Linked DNA regions of Homo sapiens: regions 2 and 3 are each linked to region 1. Evidence: chromatin loops called from intact Hi-C (ENCODE). Cell type or tissue: heart left ventricle. All regions are shown on one strand. Links, peaks and the distances in the headings refer to the core of each region. The heading gives the core; the rest is flanking DNA.

Region 1 (7,048 bases), core at 1,293-6,292:
TGCGGTGGCTCATGCCTGTAATCCCAGCACTTTGGGAGGCCGAGGCAGGTGGATCACCTGAGATCAGGAGTTCAAGACCAGCCTGGCCAACATGGCAAAACCCCTTCTCTACTAAAAATACAAAAATTAGCTGGGCATGATGGCACGTGCCTGTAGTCCCAGCTACGATGGGGACTGTGGCAGGAGGATCGCTTGAACCTGGGAGGCGGAGGTTGCAGTGAGCCAAGATCGTGCCACTGCACTCCAGCCTGGGCAAGAGAGCAAGACTCTGTCTCAAAAAAAAAAAAAAAAAAAAAAAAAAGAGTGATATATGATTTCAGCAAAAACTATGTCCGAATTTTTTAAAATGAAAAAATAGGGCCGGGTGTGGTGGCTCATGCCTGCAATCCCAGCACTTTGGGAGGCCAAGACAGATGGATCACCTGAGGTCACGAGTTTGAGACCAGCCTGGCCAACATGGTGAAACTCTGTCTCTACTAAAAATACAAAAATTAGCTGAGCGTGGTGGCACACGCCTGTAGTCCCAGCTACTTGGGAGGCTGAGGCAGGAGAATCACTTGAACCCGGGAGGCAGAGGTTGCAGTCAGCCGAGATCATGCCACTGCATTCTAGCCTGGCAACAGAGTGAGACTCCGTCTCAAAAAAAAAAACAAAATTAGCTGGGTGTGGTGGTGCAGGCCTGTAATCCCAGCTACTCAGGAGGCTGGAGCAGGAGAATCACTTGAGCCTGGGAGGCAGAGGATGCAGTGAGCTGAGATGGCGCCACTGTACTCCAGCCTGGCAACAGAGCAAGACTCCGTCTCAAAAAAAAAAAAAAAAAGCCCGCGCACAGTGGCTCACACCTGTAATCCCATTTTGGGAGGCTGAGGTGGGTGGATCACAAGGACAGGAGATCGAGACCATCCTGGATAATGCAGTGAAACCCCGTCTCTACTAAAAATACAAAAAAAATTAGCCAGGCGTGGTGGCGGGCACCTGTAGTTCCAGCTACTCGGGAGGCTGAGGCCGGAGAATTGCTTGAACCTAGGAGGCAGAGGTTGCAGTGAGTCAAGATCACGTCACTGCACTTCCACCTGGGCGACAGAGCAAGACTCCGTCTCAAAAAAAAAAAACATGCATACAATCTATATCAAAGGAAAAATTAGTTTGCCCAGACTGGACATTTCTGTTCCACAGCAGGAAGGGAAGGAAACAAATTGCATTTAGGTTTGCATTCAAGAATCTGTTTCTAGCCGAGCGTGGTGGCTCAAATATGTTTCTAGCCGAGCGTGGTGGCTCACGCCTATAATCCCAGCACTTTGGGAGGCCAAGGTGGGCAGATCACCTGAGGTCAGGAGTTCGAGACCAGCCTGGCCAACATGGTGAAACCCTGTCTCTACTAAAAATACAAAAAATTACCCAGAAGTGGTGGTGCACACCTATAATCCCACCTACTAGGGAGGCTGAGGCAGGAGAATCACTTGAACCCAGGAGGCAGAGGTCACCGTGAGCTGAGATTGTGCCACTGCACTCCAGCCTGGGTGACAGAGTGAGACTCTGTCTTAAGAAAAAAAAACAAAAAAACAAAGAATATGTTTCTTTCTGAGATGATTAAACCTAAAAACTGATGCTGTTCCTCTGTCTTTTTAGGTTTTACTGTGCAGTTTGTTCAGATGGAGCCATTGCCACGGGCACTGAAGTGGATGTCTTCTGCATTTGGTGTGGGATCCTTCAGTTAAGGAGTCTGCACTATGGTGTTAACAGTTTTGGCAACAGACTGTGTATGTTTTTAAACAATGAATTTCTTTTTTTTTCTTTGAGACAGAGTCTCACTCTGTCACCCCAGCTGGAGTGCAGTGGCGCAATCTGTGCTTACTGCAAGCTCCGCCTCCCAGGTTCACGCCATTCTCCCGCCTCAGCCTCCCGAGTAGCTAGGACTACAGGTGCCCGCCACCATGCCCGGCTAATTTTTTGTATTTTTTTTTAGTAGAGATGGGGTTTCACTGTGTTAGCCAGGATGGTCTGGATCTCCCGACCTCGTGATCCACCCACCTCGGCCTCCCAAAGTGCTGGGATTACAGGCGTGAGCCATAAACAAAGAATTTCTAAAGGCTTATCTTAATCTGAAAGTTTGGCTGTAAATAATATGTCTTCAATATTTATTTTCTACTGACACCAAAAGAAGAGATATGTGGAGATGGAATACCTGATTAGGCACATGTCACAGTTAAAACATTTCACTGGGGAAAGTTTAAAAATTCTACAAGAGATTTTTGTTTTTGTAGGTGAATTCTACTTTACTAGAGCTTCGAAAAGTAGTTAAGATATTAATCAACAGTGAAACAGGCCGGGCACAGTGGCTCACGCCTCTAATCCCAGTACTTTGGAAGGCTGAGGCAGGCAGATCGATTGAGCCCAGGAGATGAAGACCAGCATAGGCAATGTGGAGAAACCCCATCTCTACAAAAATTACAAAAATTAGCTGGACCTGGTGGCACGTGCCTGTAGTCCCAGCTACTTGGGAGGCTGAGGCAGGAGGATCCCGTGAACCCAGGAAGTCAAGGCTCCAGTGAGCCATGCTCACACCACTGCACTTTGGCCTGGATGACAAAGCAACATCTTGCCTCAAAACAAACAAACAACAACAACAACAACAAAAAAAAACTGAAGCTGTTGGATTGGGTTTGGCACAGTATACAGCAAGACTTCTATTTCTTGCTAAATTGGCACCTTCATTTAAATCCTTGTGGCAAAACATTTTTAACACATTCTGATTAAAAGACAAAGTATTCCTCATAGCACCTTTTCTCTCTCAAATGTAGGAAACAACAACCCCTGAACTTTACTACTTGTCTGTGCTCCTGTCGGTGAGCAGCTTAACTTCTACAGGTAAGCAAGAAAACTTCCCAAGTAACCAATCCTTGTCAAAGGCTTACCAGTCCTTCGAGGCAAGTAACTACTCAACCAGCACTGTGACTGTGATGTTGCAAGGAGAATATTAAGCTCTAGTTCCTCTTTTTTTTTTTTTTTTGAAACAGAGTCTCACTTTGTTGCTTAAGCTGGAGTGCAGTGGCGTGATCTTGGCTCACTGCAACCTCCTCCTCCTGGATTAAAGCAATTCTTCTGCCTCAGCCTCCCCAGTAGCTGGAATTAAAGGTGTGTGCCACTATGCCTGGATAATTTTGGTATTTTTAGTAGAGATGGGGTTTCGCCATGTTGGCCAGGCTAGTCTTGAACTCCTGACCTCAACTGATCCACCCGTCTCAGCCTCCCAAAGTGCTGGGATTATAGCTGTGAACCACTGTGCCCACACCCTAGTTCCTCTTAAAGCAAGAGATCCAAGAAGCTAAGAAGTATGAAAAGCAAAGCAAAGAAAACGGGGGGAGGGGAGGGTTAGGATGGCATATGAAAAGCCATCCTTCTCACGTTACTTCCACTGCATTTAATGAGATCCTATTCTTTATCCTGTAGTGCTTTTGTCAGGCCTGGGGCTGATCTGGCGGGCCAGGGTGACCTGTCGAAGGCCAGATGCTAACCCAACAGTCTGAGCCATCTGGGTCCTGTTTTTCCTGTCTGAGATACTCGTCTCTACCAGGCTGGGCCTGTCCCAGCAGCACTGCCACCTATCGGCCATCACACGACCATCTCCTATCCTGCTATTTCAGCTGAACAGCAGGGCCAATAACAGGAAGCATGTCAAAATCAGTCATTTAGTAGAAAACTGCATTATGCCAGGCGTGGTGGTTCATGCCTATAATCTCAACACTTTGGGAGGCCAAGGCGGGCGGATCACTTGAGGTCAGGAGTTCGAGATCAGCCTGACCAACATGTCAAAACCCTGTCACTACTAAAAATACAAAAATTAGCCGGGCATGGTTGCAGGTGCCTGTAATCCCACCTACTTGGGAGGCTGAGGCAGGAGAATCACTTGAACCCGGGAGGCAGAGGTTGTAGTGAGCCGAGATTGCGTCACTGCCCTCCAGCCTGGGTGACAGAGCGAGACTCTGTCTCAAAAGAAAGAAAAAGAAAGCTGCATTTAAGTATTAATGAGCACTCACTGACAATGGATAAAAAGAAACAGTTCCGCTGAAATCACAGGACTGACATCATAACCCAATTCACCCCAAATAAAGATCTCCTATCAAATACTTTCACAATGATTATTGTGATTTTCTAAACCTCATTTTTTGTTCAATGAAGTTAAGTGGCATCAGCTGGGAGACTGCTATAGAAATAAGTGCTGAAAAAGAGGAAGGAAAATAGAAATCTTAGTAATGAACAAAGGTTTAGTTTCAAAAGACCCCAGTAATTCAGATTGTGTATTTAAACAAGGTCAATTTATTGCTTCTTTAAGAATGTAGTGGGGCCGGACACGGTGGCTCATGCCTGTAATCCCAGCACTTTGAGAGGCCGAGGTGGGCGAATCACTTGAAGTCAGGAGTTTGAGACTAGCCTTGCCAACATGGTGAAACTCCGTCTCCACTAAAAAAAACAAAAAAATTATATATATACACATACATATATATATATACACACACAAAAATTAGCTGGGCCTCTTGGTGTGTACCTATAATCCTAGCTACTCGGGAGGCTGAGGCAGGAGAATCGCTTGAACCCAGGAGGTGGAGGTTGCAGTGAGCAAAGATTGCACCACTGCACTCCAGCCTGGGTGACAGAGTGAAACTCCATCTCAAAAAAAAAAAAAAAAAGCAGTGGAAGATTTTAGAGTAAAAATAACCACAACCTCCCCCTTATAGATTATAACAATCTTCTGCATCATGACAGCTAATTGTTTTCTAGAGAAAATAGCTAAGTGACCTGCATTGTGTTTTGTCTTTCTCTTTTTTTTTTTTGAGACAGAGTCCTGGTCTGTTGCCCAGGCCGGAGTGCAGTGGTGTGATTTCGGCTCGCTGAAATCTCCGCCTCCAGGGTTCAAGCGATTCTGCCTCAGCCTCCCACGTAGCTGGGATTACAGGTGCCTGCCACCATGCCCGGCTAATTTTTGTATTTTTAGTAGAGATGGGGTTTCACTATGTTGGTCAGGCTGCTCTTGAACACCTGACGTCAGGTGATCCACCTGCCTCGGCCTCCCAAAGTGCTGGGATTACAGGCGTGAGCCACCATGGCCAGCCGTGTTTTGTCTTTTTACTTCAGTGTATATTTAACAATTCCGGGCCAGACACAGTGGCTGACGCCTGTAATCCCAGCATTTTGGGAGGCCAGGTGGGTGAATCACCTGAGGTCAGGAGTTCGAGACCAGCCTGGCCAACATGGTGAAACCCCGTCTCTACTAAAAATACAAAAAATTAGCCAGGCATGGTGGCGGGTGCCTGTACCAGCTACTTAGGAGGCTGAGGCAGGAGAATCACATGAACCCAGGAGGCGGAGGTTGCAGTGAGCTGAGATGGGGCCATTGCACTCCAGCCTAGGCAACAAGAGTAAAACTCTGTCTCAAAAAAAAAAAAAAATTCTGAAGTATTTTTGTTAGGGACTAGTTACTCACAAATGGTCCCAATGTCATTAAGGACTGGATACCACTTCATTTTGAGACAGGGTCTCGCTCTATCACCCAGGCTGGAATACAATGGCACAGTCACTGCAACCTCCACCTCCCGGACTCAAGCCATCCTCCCACCTCAGCCCTTACCCCAAGTAGCTGGGACTACAGGTATGCCCCACCAGACCTGGCTACTCTTTTGTATTTTTTTGTAGAGATAAGGTTTCACTATATTGCCCAGACTGGTCTCGAACTCCTGGGCTCAAGCAATCCGCCCACCTTAACCTCCCAAAGTGTTGGGATTACGAGCATGAGCCACCTCACCTGGCCGACAACTCCATTTCTTGAGAAAAAGAACAGTACTAATGGGCAAGAAGAACGTATTCAGTATAAAATCTCCCAAAGTATCTCTGACAGGCACAGCACCTGAACACATGGAAATGACTGTTCATCTGTTCTCATCTGGAGAGGTTACCTAATATATACCCACTATCCCTTGACGCCACCAACATTTTCGGACCACCTTCCACATCCCAGACACAGCACTAAGTTAGGAATTAGAAATGCGAGCAATCACACAATAAGAATGAAATTCCTTTGAAGTAATTATATTACCATGATTAACAGAAATTATTTAGAAACAACACATTCTCTAGACCTCATCAACCACTGCAGGGCTTTGAGCAGAGGAGTGACATGATCTGACATATTTTTAAGGATCTCTCTAGCAGTTGAAGCTGAAAACAGAATGTAGGGAGAGGCAAGGGTACAAGTGAAGACATAAGATGGGAGGCTACTGCAATAATCCAGGTGACAGGTGATGCTGACCTGGCCCTGATGGTGGTAGCAAAGTGATAAGATGTCACTCAATTCTGGGTGTATTTGGAACATACAGCCAATGTGATTTGCAATGGATGGGATGTGGGCTGTGAAAGAAAGAAAAGTCAAGCATGACTCCAAAAGTTTTTGGCCTAAGCAGCTAAAAGAACAGTATTACCTTTAATTGAGAAGAGAATGATAGTGAAGCATGATGGCGTGTGCCTGTAATCCTAGCTACCTGGGACCTTGAGAGCTTGTTTGGAGGTTCTAGCAGGGGAACGCAGCTACTTATATACCCTTGACCGAAGATTAGTCCTCCTCTATTGGGGATGGTCGTTCTCTTCGACTTGAGTGTGCAGCTTCGGGAGGGATATACATGGAGCAGTGAGGGAGGAAGGAGACACCGGCCTAGCCAGCCAGATCAGCCGGATCAACCCTGGTGATCAACGGGGTGAGAGATGTCACAGCCAGGTTGCCCTCACATCCTACTTGGGAGGCGGAGGTGGGAGGATCACCTAAGTCTAGGAGTTCAAGGCTGCAGTGAACCATGATCACGCCATTGCACTCCAGCCTGGGCGACACAGCAAGACCCTGTCTCCAAAAAAAAGAGAAGAGAAAGATGTCTATGGAGTAGGCTTGAGGGGACTATCAGGAGTTCAGTTTACAGAGAAGTGAAGTTTGAGACATCTATTATATATCCAAGTGGTGACAATAAGTAGGCAAGTGGAGAACAAAGCCAAGTTCAGGGGAGAG
Region 2 (7,048 bases), core at 1,240-6,239, 390 kb before region 1:
ACCATATTCAAAGTCTCTTCCTACAAAAAGATGGTATTTGAGGTCACCTGGTCAAAATTTAATTTGCTCTATCTAAAATCAGTGATTAGGTGGCTATAAGATGATAGTGAAGTTTCTAAAGAGGAAACAGGGTAATATAGAATACTTATTTAGTTATCTTAATCCCTCAAAAGATTTCTTCCTTTCCAGCAATTGAGAAACTAAAAATCAAAACAATACCATCAAAAATGTTTGCTTATCTGGTCCAAACCTGTTAAGCTCCTGTCCTTGCAGATGAAGTGGGTGCTGCTGATAATGCCCAAAGACTTCAAATACAATAGGCTTGGTTTTGATGTAATCCACAAATGATTCAGTGATCTCCACTGCAATCTAAAGCCAAGCAAGATTAGGAAAAGATTACAAGAAAATACACATTTTTGCTTCAATCAGAACTTTAGTACGTATTTTGGGTTTTTTTTTTTTTTTTTGAGGCAAGGTCTTGCTCTGTAGCACGCAAACAAGGCTCATGCGGCCTCACCCTCCCGGGCTCAAGCAATCCTCCTGCCTCAGCCTCCGGAGTAGCTAGGACTACAGACATGCACCACCATGCCTGGCTAATTTAAAACAATTTTTTGTAGAGACAGTATCTCACTATGTTTCCCAGACTGGTCTTGAACTCATGTGCTGAACTGATCCTTCTGCCTCAGCTCCCAAAGTGCTGGATTACAGGCATGAGCCACTATGCCTGGCCCAATTTTACTGCTGCTGAGTGTCCAGTATCTGCTGGGTATTTTACTATGCAGGACTCTTGCAACAAAAAACAGGGGATCCCCTATGTTGTTTTTAATTCTAAAGTAACTTTTCCCAGCTTCAGGTATTCAAGATCTTCCATACTTTGCCTCAACTGATCTTGGCCCCTGTTGTCCTTCCCACACTTACTATTCTGGCTCACTCACTCACCTGCTGCTCCTTTCACCTGCTCTCTCCTCAGCTGTGCCAAGGACTGGCCCAGGCTGCAACCCTGCCTGGAAGGCCCTTCCAGCACATCCATGCATGTACTGACTATGGCCTATGTGCCAGGCACAATGCCAAGTTTGACACACCTTTTCTTGCTTATACTACATCCTTCAGGGAGCTTCCTATCCCCTTTCTCCACCCAACTATCCTCCCCAACAAAAAGTAACTTAAAATAGCTTTCCATTAATAGAAATAACTTTCCCTTTCTCCACTCCCACTGCATTTAGTGAATATTTTCTCATGTTCATCTTTGCATGACTGGTGTTTATGTATGCATTTTATTTCCCCTATCGTAATTCGAAGCTCACTGGGAGCATCTGAGATTCATCTGCATTCCCCAGTTGTCAGGCACAATCCTTGTGCACAGCAGCTGATCAAAGTTTATCAGATACATGCTTGCTTATATTTATACCAACATGAAAAAGAAGATGGCATATTTTGTGTTTGCTTGTTCCATCTTTGAAGTTCTCCTTTCCTCTCTTACTTTAGAGAGCAGACATGGTTAGCAAGAGAATGAGAGACAGTTTCATGTAGTAGTGAATATCCTGAATACCAGAGCTAAATTTCTCTGAGCTTAAGTCCTATCTCTGCCTCTTGTAACACTGATGAGTAACTTTATTTTTATTATTACTTTTTTATTTTTTTTGAGATGGGAGTCTCGCTTTCTTGCCCAGGCTGGAGTGCAGTGGCACAATCTCAACTCACTGCAACCCCCCCATCCTGGGTTCAAGCAATTCTCGTGTCTCAGATGGGATTTCACCATGTTGGCCAGGCTGGTCACAAACTCCTGACCTCAAGTGATCCACCTGCCTCGGCCTCCCAGAGTGCCGGGACAGGTATGAGCCACTGCGCCCAGCCTGATGAGTGACTTTAATTGCTCTATGCTTCAGTCATCTCAGCTAACACAGGGATTATCTTAATCTATGGTATAAAGGTAAAGATTAAATTACACAAAAACTCTCAGAACAGTGACTAACACAAAATAAACTCTCAGTGAATATTAGCTATTGTGATGAGGATAATGACTTTGGAATAGAGTTTGAATGAAATTTCACGTAAGAGAGGGAAGGGTCTGTTTTCTTACTCCACGTAGGAATACAGTTGTAAAGGGCATTAATGTGTTAATTATACTATCAGTTGCAAGGAAAACAGATCTAAATCTTAATTTAGCTACAGAAGGTATTTGATATTTTTTATGTTATTTGCAATCGAGCAACATAAGTATCTTAGGGTTTAAAGGACAATGCATTCACTTTAATAAAACTCTTATTAAGCATGCTTATTTTTCTAGGACAGAAACACTAAAACAACTCATTGCATTCAAACTGATGGAAGATTTTATTGGCAGACGAACCCACATTCACTAGGCCCACTGTAACACAGACAAGAAGGCTTGCTGCTCAGGCCGCTGTGGATGACCTCACCACTCTAGCCACGCCCTCTATTGTCTACTCTCCCCCTGCACAGCCAGTGACTTGTACCTCTTCTTATCACCCTTCCCGGGCTGAGAAAGCCAAGGTACCAGAAAAACATATGTTTGGCAAAAAGGTCCATGTCACTTACATTCTGCACATGATAAAAGGCCAGGGGACTTCCTCTGCCATTGTTTTTGAGGGGCTCCGTGGAGAATGCTTCATCATGGCGATGCAAAAAGCTTCATAAAAAAAATAAAAAGACTCGTGAACAATGCATTAAACGGTTTTATCAGAATCTCTTTCAAGAGCCCAATGTGGATCCTACAGAAAGAAGCATTCCACTTAAGCAGATTCTTTAAGTTATTTACTTTCCTTGTCAAGAACCTTTTCCATATTGCACAGAGGGCATTTTAGATTTTATTTCAAAAATGACTGAAAAATTAACTGACCCTGATCACTTAGCTATATGGAGGTATATGCAAGAATGCTTTAGAGAGAGTGAAGAAGTACATTCAATTAACTCCTCTTCCTTTGTAAAAGCTTTTTACTAAAAATAAAAACAATGTCATTTTGTACAGACAAAATTTAGCAGACTCAAGCTTCCACAGTTAGTGCGAGAGCCTGTGGATGGCATAGTTACATAAGAGTCTGTTGTGGATTCAAATGTCACCTCTTCCAGGCAGTCTTTCCTGACTTACCCTGGCAGCTTTGTGTTCCCACATTACTAGTAATGTTTTTTTCCTTAATAGCAATGATTTCACTGTAATAATGTATTTATATGCCTCTCTCCCCCAGACAGCAAGCGTTTTCCCACAGGTCTCGACACACAGAAGATACTCTGGAAAGATTTGTTAAAACAATGGGCTATATTTAGTTATTTTCACAGATAGTGAGATGTTATCGTTCTCTCTCTCTCTCTCCCTATTATTAGTCTGAAATAAAAAGAACTGCACAGTTAAAGAGGACCCAACACAAAGATTTACTGCCAGATAGAAAAATCCATCAGAAGGACACCCCTTCCATCAAGAAAAAATGGAGAAAAAGAAACTATTTTCAACTGGGGGGACAGACAGACTGGTAATATGAACTTGTTGTCTTCCAAATTAGTTCACCCGTCTGAGAACACTAGCATGCTTTTGCCAAGTGCTCCAAATCCCTGATTCCTGTATTGCTGGCACCGCAGCATTCCTGGGGTTCCCTGACGACAGGTGAACTCATTCACAGTGCTCTGCAGCCATACCTTCCCGGCACAGGCCAGAGGAGCGACTATAAAAACACAGGACGCCTTTGAGGCTGCTTTCAACAGAAGCAACATGCCCTTTTCCCCAGAGCTAACACCAGGTAGAGATGCTGCTCTTTTTAGGAGATTGTAGGACAAAGGTCAACTCACTATTATTGTCACTTCAGACATCAGTTAACCAAATAGATGTTTTCCATAAAACGTATCAGTTGCCTGATTAGAATAATAGCAACAGTTCCAAAAAACAGATTCATCTGGTGAACACTATCCTGCCCTAAGTTTGAGGGTATGAGTGAAAACACATTAAATAGGTGAAATCAATGCTCAATGGGTAATATTCCAACAACTATGACTTGTAGCAAATGATATTAGTGGCTTACTATATAGTGATCACATTTAATTTAAATCACATTTGACTCAATTTTCTGTGATAAAACCTATACAAAAGCTTTATAAACTGCACTAGGACCCATGGGACGGCCAAGGCACATTCTGAGGGGAGAGGGATGGCAGAACCCAAAGCAGCCTCTTGGTGGCACCAGTGGCAAACTGAGGGCGGTAGGTATGGAGGGGTCACACTTCAGTCTCTTGTACTGTGGCCCTTTCCAAGTACTGAAAAGACAAATTGAAGTTTGGAGGTATTAAAACTGAAGATTCACAAAAAAATGTTTTCCTGGGGCAGTCTTGAGAAGAAAGCATCCAGAGCACAGGGTTTGAGAGGGCCGCGGGAAAGAGCAAGTCCTATGTAGATGAGAAATGAGAGGTATCACATCTTCCCTACATACTAGCTTTTTTCAGTTGATGTAGAATTTATCCTTCTTTACATTGTTTAAATTTTCCTTTTCCCGAGTATTAAATAGGCGTAATTGCTAGCTAGATAAGTCATTGCTTTCAGGCTTATTAATAAGACATTTCAACATGAAGAGGACTAGAAAGACTCATCAACAGGCTTATGTGATCAGACCCTACATTCCTGGTAAAGGGGGACCGCTCACAGCAGAGCCCTGCAGCAGGATGTGCAGCATGCTCCTCCTGCCAGGGAACCCTGTTGCATTCCAGGACAGGTTTCTGGTTCTCACTCCCATAGGAGTGATGAAAGTATTTTCCTTCAGAGACTGATCAGTCTTTGTCTCAAGAGTGTTAATCCCTCACACATGTAAAGCACTCTACAGTGCACAAGAGATGTCACCTCGGTTAGCAGCTAGCTGGGAGGCAGAGCAAAGGGGCAGCTTACTTGAACTGACAGAAGATATCTGCATACTCTGGGAGGATTCCACTGGCCTGCAACACTGTTACTCGGAAAGTGAAGGCACTGCCCAGTTTCAGGTGGTTGCCAATCTCTTCAGAAAACCCTTCCATTACCATCTTACCATCCAGCAAAGTGCTTGACTTCAAATCTAAAGAGGGTCAAATGAAGACACAGATGGTTCAAATAATGCAAAGAGGAGGGAGTTGGGCATGCTTTCCATTCCTAGTTGATGAAGGCCACTATGTCCCTTGATAATGGTCAATATTTTCCCTTTGTCGAAAATGTCCCCAAGCACAGTAAACTATGTCTACATACCCAAGTCATTAATTCGACTGATTTCTTCTGGAGGAGTGATGACCTCAGAACTCTGACCCTGTCCTTCCACAATCCTCAACTCCTCCAAGGACAGACCAGAACGAGTCATTGCAACAGACGAAAAGTCACTCTGAAAAAAAGGCAGGGGCAGATACATGGTAAAGTAGTATAAAAACGTATTTTTCCCCAGTTGCCTTACTTCTGTTTATCTGTCCAACAAATAATAGTGACTGGAAAATTATATGGACTGAGGGCTGTCTGAGGAAAGGCAATGAATAAAATATGAATATTGAGTCTATACACCTTTACCTTCATAATTGTTAGACATGTCCCATATTCTATTGAACTACTCTGTGGCAACCAGCACCCTGTATTTTTCAGTTTTACAGGAGAACTGATCTCCAATGCTGAACATTCTTTCTCTTTCCACAGGGTTTTCCTTCTTCCTGACGGTTTCTCACCTGATTAAAGTATTCATTATCAAAAGATATTTTAGCTGTTCCTGACTGTCGAATTCCAGAGCCATAATCAGGAGCTTCTTCATCCGCTAAAGCAGAAAAAAAAATTAGCAAGAATTGAGTGAGACTACACAGGGGGAGGGAGGGAAAAAGCTCTTGCTGGATTATAAACTCAAGTCTTTGGCATGAGAGAATGATACCAAAGTAGTAACACGGCATGGGCTGCTTCGCACTCTATTCATGTAGATTTATCAACTTCCTCAGCTCAAATGAGACTAGTCAATAAAGAATCGGTTTCAGGCCGGGTGCGGTGGCTCACGCCTGTCATCCCAGCACTTTGAGGGGCTGAGGTGGGCAGATCACGAGGTCAGGAGTTCGAGACCAGCCTGACCAACATGGTGAAACCCCGTCTCTACTAAAAATACAAAAATTAGCCGGGCGTGGTGGCGGGCACCTGTAATCCCAGCTACTCAGGAGGCTGAGGCAGGAGAATTGCTTGAACCCGGGAGGCGGAGGTTGCAGTGAGCCGAGATTGCACCACTGCACTCCAGCCTGGGCAACAGAGCGAGACTCCGTCTCAAAAAAAAAGAATCAGTTTTATTCTTGAGATTGTTCAAATGTCATACCTAGAAATCCTGACTGTCTCCATGCTGGCAAGATAATAGTCAATAATACCCAACAAGTATTTGAAAATATTATATTGTACTTGTGGAGGAGACTTCCATATACTCAACACTGGTGATTGTGTCACAAGTTTCCATAGGGGAAAGGCTGAAAGGTCACTGGACACAGCCCAGCATTTGGGAATTAAGACAGAAAGATTACAGCAAATGACCACATTCTTTCCTCAGAACATAGGCTGGATCATGGAAAAATGGAAAATACCAAAATCTTTTTTTTTTTTCAATTGTTTTTTAAGAGATGGGGTCTCACTATGTTGCCCAGGTTGGCCTCAAACTCCTGGGCTCAAGCAATCCTGCCTCAGCCTCCCAAGTAGCTGGGACTACAGGCACGAGCCACCACAATCAGCTTATATCAGCTTGACCCGTGCATTACAAAACAACAGCCAAACAAATGTCTATTACAAGTACTCTGAGAAAAAAACAAACAAACAAAAAAACAACAACTAAGCAAGACAAAGGCCTAACAATCCTTTGTTAATAATGAAGCAGTTAAGATATATTATTTAGGCCAGGCTGGGTGCAGTGGCTGACGCCTGTAATCCAGCACTTTGGGAGGCCGAGGTGGGCAGATCATCTGAGGTCAGGAGTTTCAGACCAGCCTGGCCAAAATGGTGAAACTTCGTTTCTACTAAAAATATAAAAATTACCTGGGTGTGATGGTGGGCACCTGTAATCCCATTTACTAGGGAGGC
Region 3 (7,048 bases), core at 887-5,886, 55 kb before region 1:
ACCACGCTTGGCCTGATGTTTCCTTTAATACTGTATCATCTCATTAAGAACAAAATGTGGTGGATACCAGGTGGAGTTTGTCTCCTTCGATCCAATGGGTCCAGCCTCTGTTCTTCTTTTCTCCCTTCTGGATACAGGTGAGCCTGTCATTGTCCCAGATAACCAAACTCTGCATGAAGAGAGGAGAAAATGTTAGCTTGTCCTGGCAGGATCCTCAAGTGTTACGAAGTAGAATGCCAAGTTACCCTTGCAAAATCAACAGCCTACTTACTGCTTTTTTTTTTTTTTGAGATGGAGTCCCACTCTGTCACCCAGGCTGGAGTGCAGTGGCACGATCTTGGCTTACTGCAACCAACCTCCACCTCCCGGGTTCAAGTGATTCTCCTGCCTCAGCCTCCTAAGTAGCTGGGATTACAGGCTCCTGCCAGCACGCCCCCCTACTTTTTGAATTTTTTTCTGTAGAGACAGGGTTTTGCCGTGTTGCCCAGGCTGGTCTCAAACTACTGACCTCAGGTGGTCCGCCTGCGTTGGCCTCCCAAAGTGTTAGGATTACAAGCGTAATCCACCGCACCTGGCATTTCTTTACATTTTACCTTGCATTTTCTGTTGTCCAGGCCTCTGTTATCTTCATCAAATTCTTCTCCAACTTTAAATTTCACAAAGTAGTTCCTTAGGCTGCTGTTCGTGTGGATGGTAAAAGAATCCCCATTCTGCTCAATCACTTTCTGTGGCTTCAGCAACTTGGCTATTTTACGAGTGGCAAAGTCAATACCTTAAAAATAATTTTTAAAAATATTTGAACATTCGCTTGAGATACAAAAGTGAAGAATTTGGTAGCTGTTCTCAAAATCACCACATGTAATTGTTAGCATTTCCTGTACGACTTCTATGTTGTTTGCTGCCAAAATCAGATCTACAAGGAATCGTCTTGGCAAACTGCCAACCACAGCCTGATTAAAAAGTTTGCAAATGCCAGGTGCAGTAATTCCAGCACTTTGGGACACAGAAGACAGGAGGATTGTTTGAGCTTAGGAGTTTGAGACCAGCCTGGGCAACATAGCAAGACCCTGTCTCTATAAAAAAATAAAAACTGTAGGCCAGGTGCAGTGGCTCACACCTGTAATCCCAGCACTTTTGGGAGGCTGAGGAGGGCGGATCACCTGAGGTCAGGAGTTTGAGACCAGCCTGATCAACATGTAGAAACCCCATCTCTACTAAAAATACAAAATTAGCCGGGCATGGTGGCACATACCTGTAATCCCAGCTACTTTGGAGGCTGAAGTAGGAGAATTGCTTGAACCCAGGAGGCGGAGGTTGCAGTGAGCCAAGATCACACCACTGCACTCCAGCCTGAGCAACAGAGCGAGACTCCATCTCAAAAAAAAAGAAAGAAAAAGAAAACCAAAGGGACAGGGCTTAGGCCCCCCAACCCAGCCTCAGTCATAACTCTGCCTTTTTCTGCCTTATGTATTTACACTTTGAATTAAGAGAGCATTTGAACAGTTTCTCAACAAGAATGAAAACAAAACTCAAAAACCACTGGATTCATGTATATACCTCTCTCTCTCTCTCTCTCTATATATATATATACACACACACACACACACACACACACGTATATACTTTTTTTTTTCTTTTTTTTTTTCCGAGACACAGTCTCACTCTGTCGCCCAGGTTGGGGAGAGCAGTGGCACGATTTCAGCTCACTGCAACCTCCACTCCCGGGTTCAAGCAATTCTCTTGCCTCAGTCTCCTGAGTAACTGGAATTACAGGCTTGCATCACCACACCCAGCTATATACTACTATGTATTTATAATTTTTTTCTTTTTTTGAGACAGGATCTCATTCTGTCACCCAGGCTGAAGTGCAGTGGTGCAATCATGGCTCACTGTAGCCTCAACCTTTCAGGCTCAAGTGATTCTCCTATCTCAGCCTCTCGAATAGCTGGGACTACAGGCACATGCCACCATGCCTGGAAATGTTTTAAATATTTTTTTGTAGAGATCAAGTCTCACTATGTTGCCCAGGTTGGTCTCGAACTCTTGGGCTCAAGCAATCCTCTCACCTCAGCCTCCCAAAGTGCTGGGATTACAGACATGAGCCACCCTGCTCGGCTAGAATTCTTAAATAAGCTTTAAAGAAGAGTTCCACAGGGAAACATGGAATGCTAAGAAGATGAAGATCAGGGTTTGGAATCCCAGTTCCACTTACTGCCTTTGAGCATATTATGTAGCTAGAAATAAACACCACTATTTTAAATAATGGCCAGGTGACGTCTCAGCGGGGAGCTGAAAGAAGTAAAGAATCAAGCCACACAGATTTCTGGGAAAATAGTTTAAGGCAGAAATCCAGGGAGCCCTGGGACTCTGAGGAAGGGTGTGCCAGTGTGTTTCGGGAACTCTGAGGAGCCTAGTGTATCTGCCGCAGAATCGGGGAGAGGGAGGAGGAAGGAGAGGAGTTAGAGATGAGACGTGATTCTGCCAGCCGTGGTGGCTCATGCCTGTAATCCCAGCACTTTGGGAGGCAGAGGCAGGTGGATCACCTGAGGTCAGGAGTTCAAAACCAGCCTGGGCAACATGGCAAAACCCCATCTCTACTGAAAAACAAAAATTAGCTGGGCATGGTGGTGCACCCCTGTAATCCCAGCTACTCGGGAGACTGTGGCAGGAGAATTGCTTGAACCCAGGAGGTGGAGGCTGCAGTGAGCCGAGATCGTGCGACTGCACTCCAGCCTGGGCAACAGAGCAAGACTCCGTCTCAAAAAAAAAAAAACCCAAACAACAACAACCAAAAATAAAACAATAGTATAAATGTCCTCATCCTAAGAAAAAATTTTTGTAGCCAGGCACAGTGGCTCATACCTGTAATCCCAACACTTCTGGAGGCCAAGGTGGGAGGATCACTTGAGCCCAGGAGTTCAAGACCAGCCTGGACAACATAGCAAGACCCCATTTCTATAAAAAAATAAAAACAGCTGAGGCTGGGCATGGTGGCTCACACCTGGGTCGGGCTGAGGCAGGAGAATCAGTTGAACCCAGGAGGCGGAGGTTGCAGTGAGCTGAGGTCGAGCCACTGCACTGTAGCCTGGGGACGGAGTAAAACTCCATCTCAAAAACAAACAAATGAACAAACAAACAAATATCTCAAAAAAACAGCTGGGCATAGTGGTACATGCCTGTAGTCTCAGCTGCAAATAAAAAAGCTTGTGTGTGTGTGTTTAAATCTAGAACTCCAGTTTTTAGTTTGAGATGCAATATGATCCAGGCTTTACTGGTTTTCAACAATATTTAAATATTTAAGTATTGAGACCAAAACCTTAAAATCACTTCCTATTATTATTATTTTTTTGAGACAGGGTCTCATTCTGTTGCCCAGGCTGGACTGCAGTGGTGCAATCTCGGCTCACTGCAGCCTTTGCTTCCCAGGCTCGAGAGATCTTCCCACCTCAGCCTCCCAAGTAGCTGGGGCTACAGGCATGTGCCACCACACCTGGCTAATTTTTGAATTTTTCTTTGGTAGAGATGAAGTTTCACCATGTTACTCAGGCTCATTTCCTATTATTAATATGACCAAGCCAAACTTACTGCTGACTTTCCTTAAACCCTATTATGTAAGCAAATCAAAACCCAATAACTTTAGACTAACAATGAGTTTAGAGTTACGCTTTTAAAATCTGTGAGGCGCCGGGCACGGTTGCTCATGCCTGTAATCCCAGCACTTCGGGAGGCCGAGGCGGGCAGACCAACGCGACCAGCCTGACCAATATGGAGAAACCCCGTCTCTACTAAAAATACAAAATTAGCCGGGCATGGTGGCGCATGCCTGTAATCCCAGCTACTCCAGAGGCTGAGGCAGGAGAGTCGCTTGAACCTGGGAGGCAGAGGTTGAGGTGAGTTGAGATTGCACCATTGCACTCCAGCCTGGGCAACAAGAGGGAAACTCCATCTCAAAATCAATCAATCCATCAATCTGGCTGGGCGCAGTGGCTCATGCCTTAATCCCAGCACTTTGGGAGGCAGAGGTGGGCGATCACCTGAGGTCGGGAGTTGGAGACCAGCCTGACCAATATGGAGAAACCCCGTCTCTACTAAAAATACAAAATTAGCTGGGCGTGGTGGGGCATGCCTGCAATCCCAGCTACTCAGGAGGCTGAAGCAGGAGAATTGTTTGAACCGGGGAGACGGAAGTTGCGGTGAGCCGAGATCCCGCCATTGCACTCCAGCCTGGGCAACAAGAGCAAAACTCCATCTAAAAAAAAAAAAAAAAAAAAAAAAATTGTGAGGCAGGCCAGGCGTGGTAGTTCACACCTGTAATCCTAACACTTTGGGAGGCTGAGGAGGGCAGATCACCTGAGGTCAGGAGTTCGAGACCAGCCTGGCCAACATGGCAAAACCCCATCTCTACTAAAAATACAAGAATTAGTCAGGCGTGGTGGGGGGTGCCTGTAATCCCAGCTACTCGGGAGGCTTAGGCAGGAGAATCTCTTGAACCCGGGAGGTGGAGGTTGCAGCAAGCTGAAATCTCGCTACTGCACTCCAGCCTAGGTGACAGAGCAAGAATCCATCTCAAAAAATAAATAAATAAAATAAAATATGTGAGGCAATTTGTTGTTAGCAAATTTACAATTTGCACTACTCATGTAGGGCAGGTGAGCCCCAGAGCGGGGATTAGCCTGCAGAGGTTCTTGGCTTTGCCCAGGAAAGAATTCAAGGGCAAGCCAGAGGGAGAAGAAAACAGCTTTATTGAAGAAGCAGTGTCACAGCTCTGTGACTGCTCCCGCAGAAAAGAGCTACCCCATAGGCAGAAAGTAGCAGCTCAGGGCAGTTTTGTAGTCATATTTATACCCACTTCTAGTTACATGCAGAGTAAGGGGTGGTTTTTTTGTTTTTGTTTGTTTGTTTGTTTGTTTATTCAGACAGAGTTTTGCTCTTGTCACCCAGGCTGGAGTGCAATGGCAGCACGATCTTGGCTCACTGCAACCTCTGCCTCCGGATTCAAATGATTCTCCTGCCTCAGTCTCCTGAGTAGCTGAGACTACAGGTGCCCACCACCACGCCCAGCTAATTTTTGTATTTTTGGTAGAGATGGGTTTCACCATGTTGGCCAGGCTGGTCTCGAACTCCTGACCTCAGGTGATCCACCCACCTCAGCCTCCCAAAGTGCTGGGATTACAGGCGTGAGCCACCATGCCCGGCTAACGGGTGGTTTATGCAGACATTTCTAGGGAAGGGGTAGTAACTTTTGGGTCCTCTGGTCATTGCCATGGAAAGGGGTGCTAACTCCAGGTGTTGCCATGGCAATGGTAAACTGATATGGCACACTGTTTTATGTGTTTTATGAAAAGCTGCTTCCATCCTATCCCTGTTTTAGTTAGTCCTCAGTTTGGTCCGCTGTCCCAAGCCCCGCTTCTGGCTTCTGGAGTTGAGCCCTGCCTCCTACCTCACTACCATGTTGCAACATTGTCACTTCACAGATTTGCAGTTACAAGGCTGGCCTCTTTAAATACCAAAATTTACTTTGAATTAGCATAAGTTCTGGGCCAGGTCCAGTGGCTCAGGCCTGTAATTCCAGCACTTTGGGAAGCCGAGGCAGGCAGATCACTTGAGGCCAGGAGTTCAAGACCAGCCTGGCCAACATGGTGAAACCGCATCTCTACCAAAAAATAAAATAAAAATTAGCTGGGCATGGTGGTGTGCACCTGCAGTCCTGGCTGCTGGGGAGGCTGAGGTGGGAGGATCGCTTGAGCCTAGAAGGAGGAGGTTGCAATGAGCCAAGATGGTGCCACTACACTCCAGCCTGGGCAACAGAGTGAGATCCTATCTCAAAAAATAAAAATAAAATAAAATGAATAAATTAGCATAAGTTCTGGTCACTTTCTGCCAGGTCCACACTTACTAGAACCTCAACAGTCCAACAGTCCAAAAGGCCATATTCCTCATAAGGCTGTTACCCAGGTCAAGCCATGCTTTTTCATCTACTAGATTATGTTAAATAGAAAATAAGACATTCGAGTAGGAGGGAACAGCCTGATGCACGTGCTATTACAAATGTGTGAGCATATACACCTGAAGGTAGGATCTCAAAGGAGTCCACACAAACGTACATTTATCTAAGCTTCAGATGTTTATATTAACCTTCAATCTCAAAGCCACTTCTAATCTCAAGGCAATGTGGGTTGAAGGCAAGAAGGGATCCCTTTAAATCCCAGTGTAGGGCCAGATGTGGTGGCTCATGCCTGTAATCCCAGCACTTTAGGAGGCCGAGGCAGGCAGGTCACCTGAGCTCAGGAGTTCGAGACCAGCCTGGCCAACGTGGTGAAACCCTGTCTGTACTAAAAATATAAAATTAACGGGGTGTGGGGGCGTGTGCCTGTAATCCCAGCTACTTGGGAGGCTGAGGCAGGAGAATTGCTTGAACCCGGGAGACGGAGTTGCAGTGAGCCAAGATCCGTGCCACTGCACTCCAGACTGGGCAACAAAGGGAGACTCTGTCTCAAAAATAAATAAATAAATAAATAAATAAATAAATAAACTAATTAAATTAAATAAATATATCCCAGTGTACACAGTAATCTGGGACAAGTTAGTAACACCACCACCTTCTTGGGTTCATAACAGGACTAAAGGCGAGGACTTGCACAAGTTAGTCAATATCTGTGGGCATTAACATGGGGCTTCTCCATTTCTGAAGCACGCACCTTCAGTGTCCTTGGCTGCTGTGGGGGTACACCAGGAACTCCCAAATCCCAGGTTAGCTCCAAATATTAAAACCCAAGCAAGGCAGAGGCAGGAGGATTGCATGTGGCCAGGAGTTTGAGACCAGCCTGGACAACACAGCAAGACACCGTCTCTACAAAAAAATTGAAAAATTGGCCAAGTGTGGTGGTATGCACCTGTTGTCCCAGCTACTTGGAAGGCTGAGGTGGGAGGATCGCCTGAGCCCAGGAAGTGAAGGCTGCAGTGAGCCATGATCGCACCACTGCACTACAGCCTGAGCGACAGAGCAAGACCCTATCTCAAAAAACCCAAGTAAACTTGCTTCTTTGTG

The links. Peaks named below come from ENCODE experiments on the same cell type or tissue, not always from the same donor. Only the 100,000 strongest peaks of a DNase experiment are listed, where the experiment ranks them.
Region 2: it touches region 1 in a loop (2.7-fold over the local background); 19 of 110 quality-filtered maps call a loop at or near these places.
Region 3: a loop joins it to region 1, with 2.2 times the contacts of the local background. A loop is called at or near these places in 14 of 110 quality-filtered maps.

What each region holds. Positions count from the first base shown.
Region 1 is chr1:9,947,051-9,954,098 of GRCh38, reverse strand. All of the region lies in intron 1 of NMNAT1 (nicotinamide nucleotide adenylyltransferase 1), which reads right to left. It also overlaps the pseudogene RN7SKP269 and the pseudogene TMEM274P. Among named protein-coding and RNA genes, the nearest start is that of NMNAT1, 7.1 kb to the right of the region's middle. In heart left ventricle, for the core only: a CTCF peak has its summit at 3,606 (motif pointing left); a DNase peak (open chromatin) is centred at 3,598; H3K27ac peaks cover 481 bases.
Region 2 is chr1:10,335,371-10,342,418 of GRCh38, reverse strand. KIF1B (kinesin family member 1B) reads right to left here. Exons shown (of 49, transcript NM_001365951.3): 29 at 5,677-5,762; 30 at 5,216-5,345; 31 at 4,886-5,048; 32 at 2,560-2,650; 33 at 251-369. Among named protein-coding and RNA genes, the nearest start is that of PGD, 60 kb to the left of the region's middle. In heart left ventricle, for the core only: a CTCF peak has its summit at 4,170 (motif pointing right); a DNase peak (open chromatin) is centred at 2,418; H3K4me3 peaks cover 283 bases; H3K27ac peaks cover 437 bases.
Region 3 is chr1:10,001,294-10,008,341 of GRCh38, reverse strand. It overlaps RBP7 (retinol binding protein 7), which reads right to left. Exons shown (of 4, transcript NM_052960.3): 2 at 594-772; 3 at 68-169. Among named protein-coding and RNA genes, the nearest start is that of RBP7, 7.6 kb to the right of the region's middle. RefSeq lists a silencer at 845-1,045. In heart left ventricle, for the core only: no CTCF peak of the experiment used is centred there; no DNase peak of the experiment used is centred there.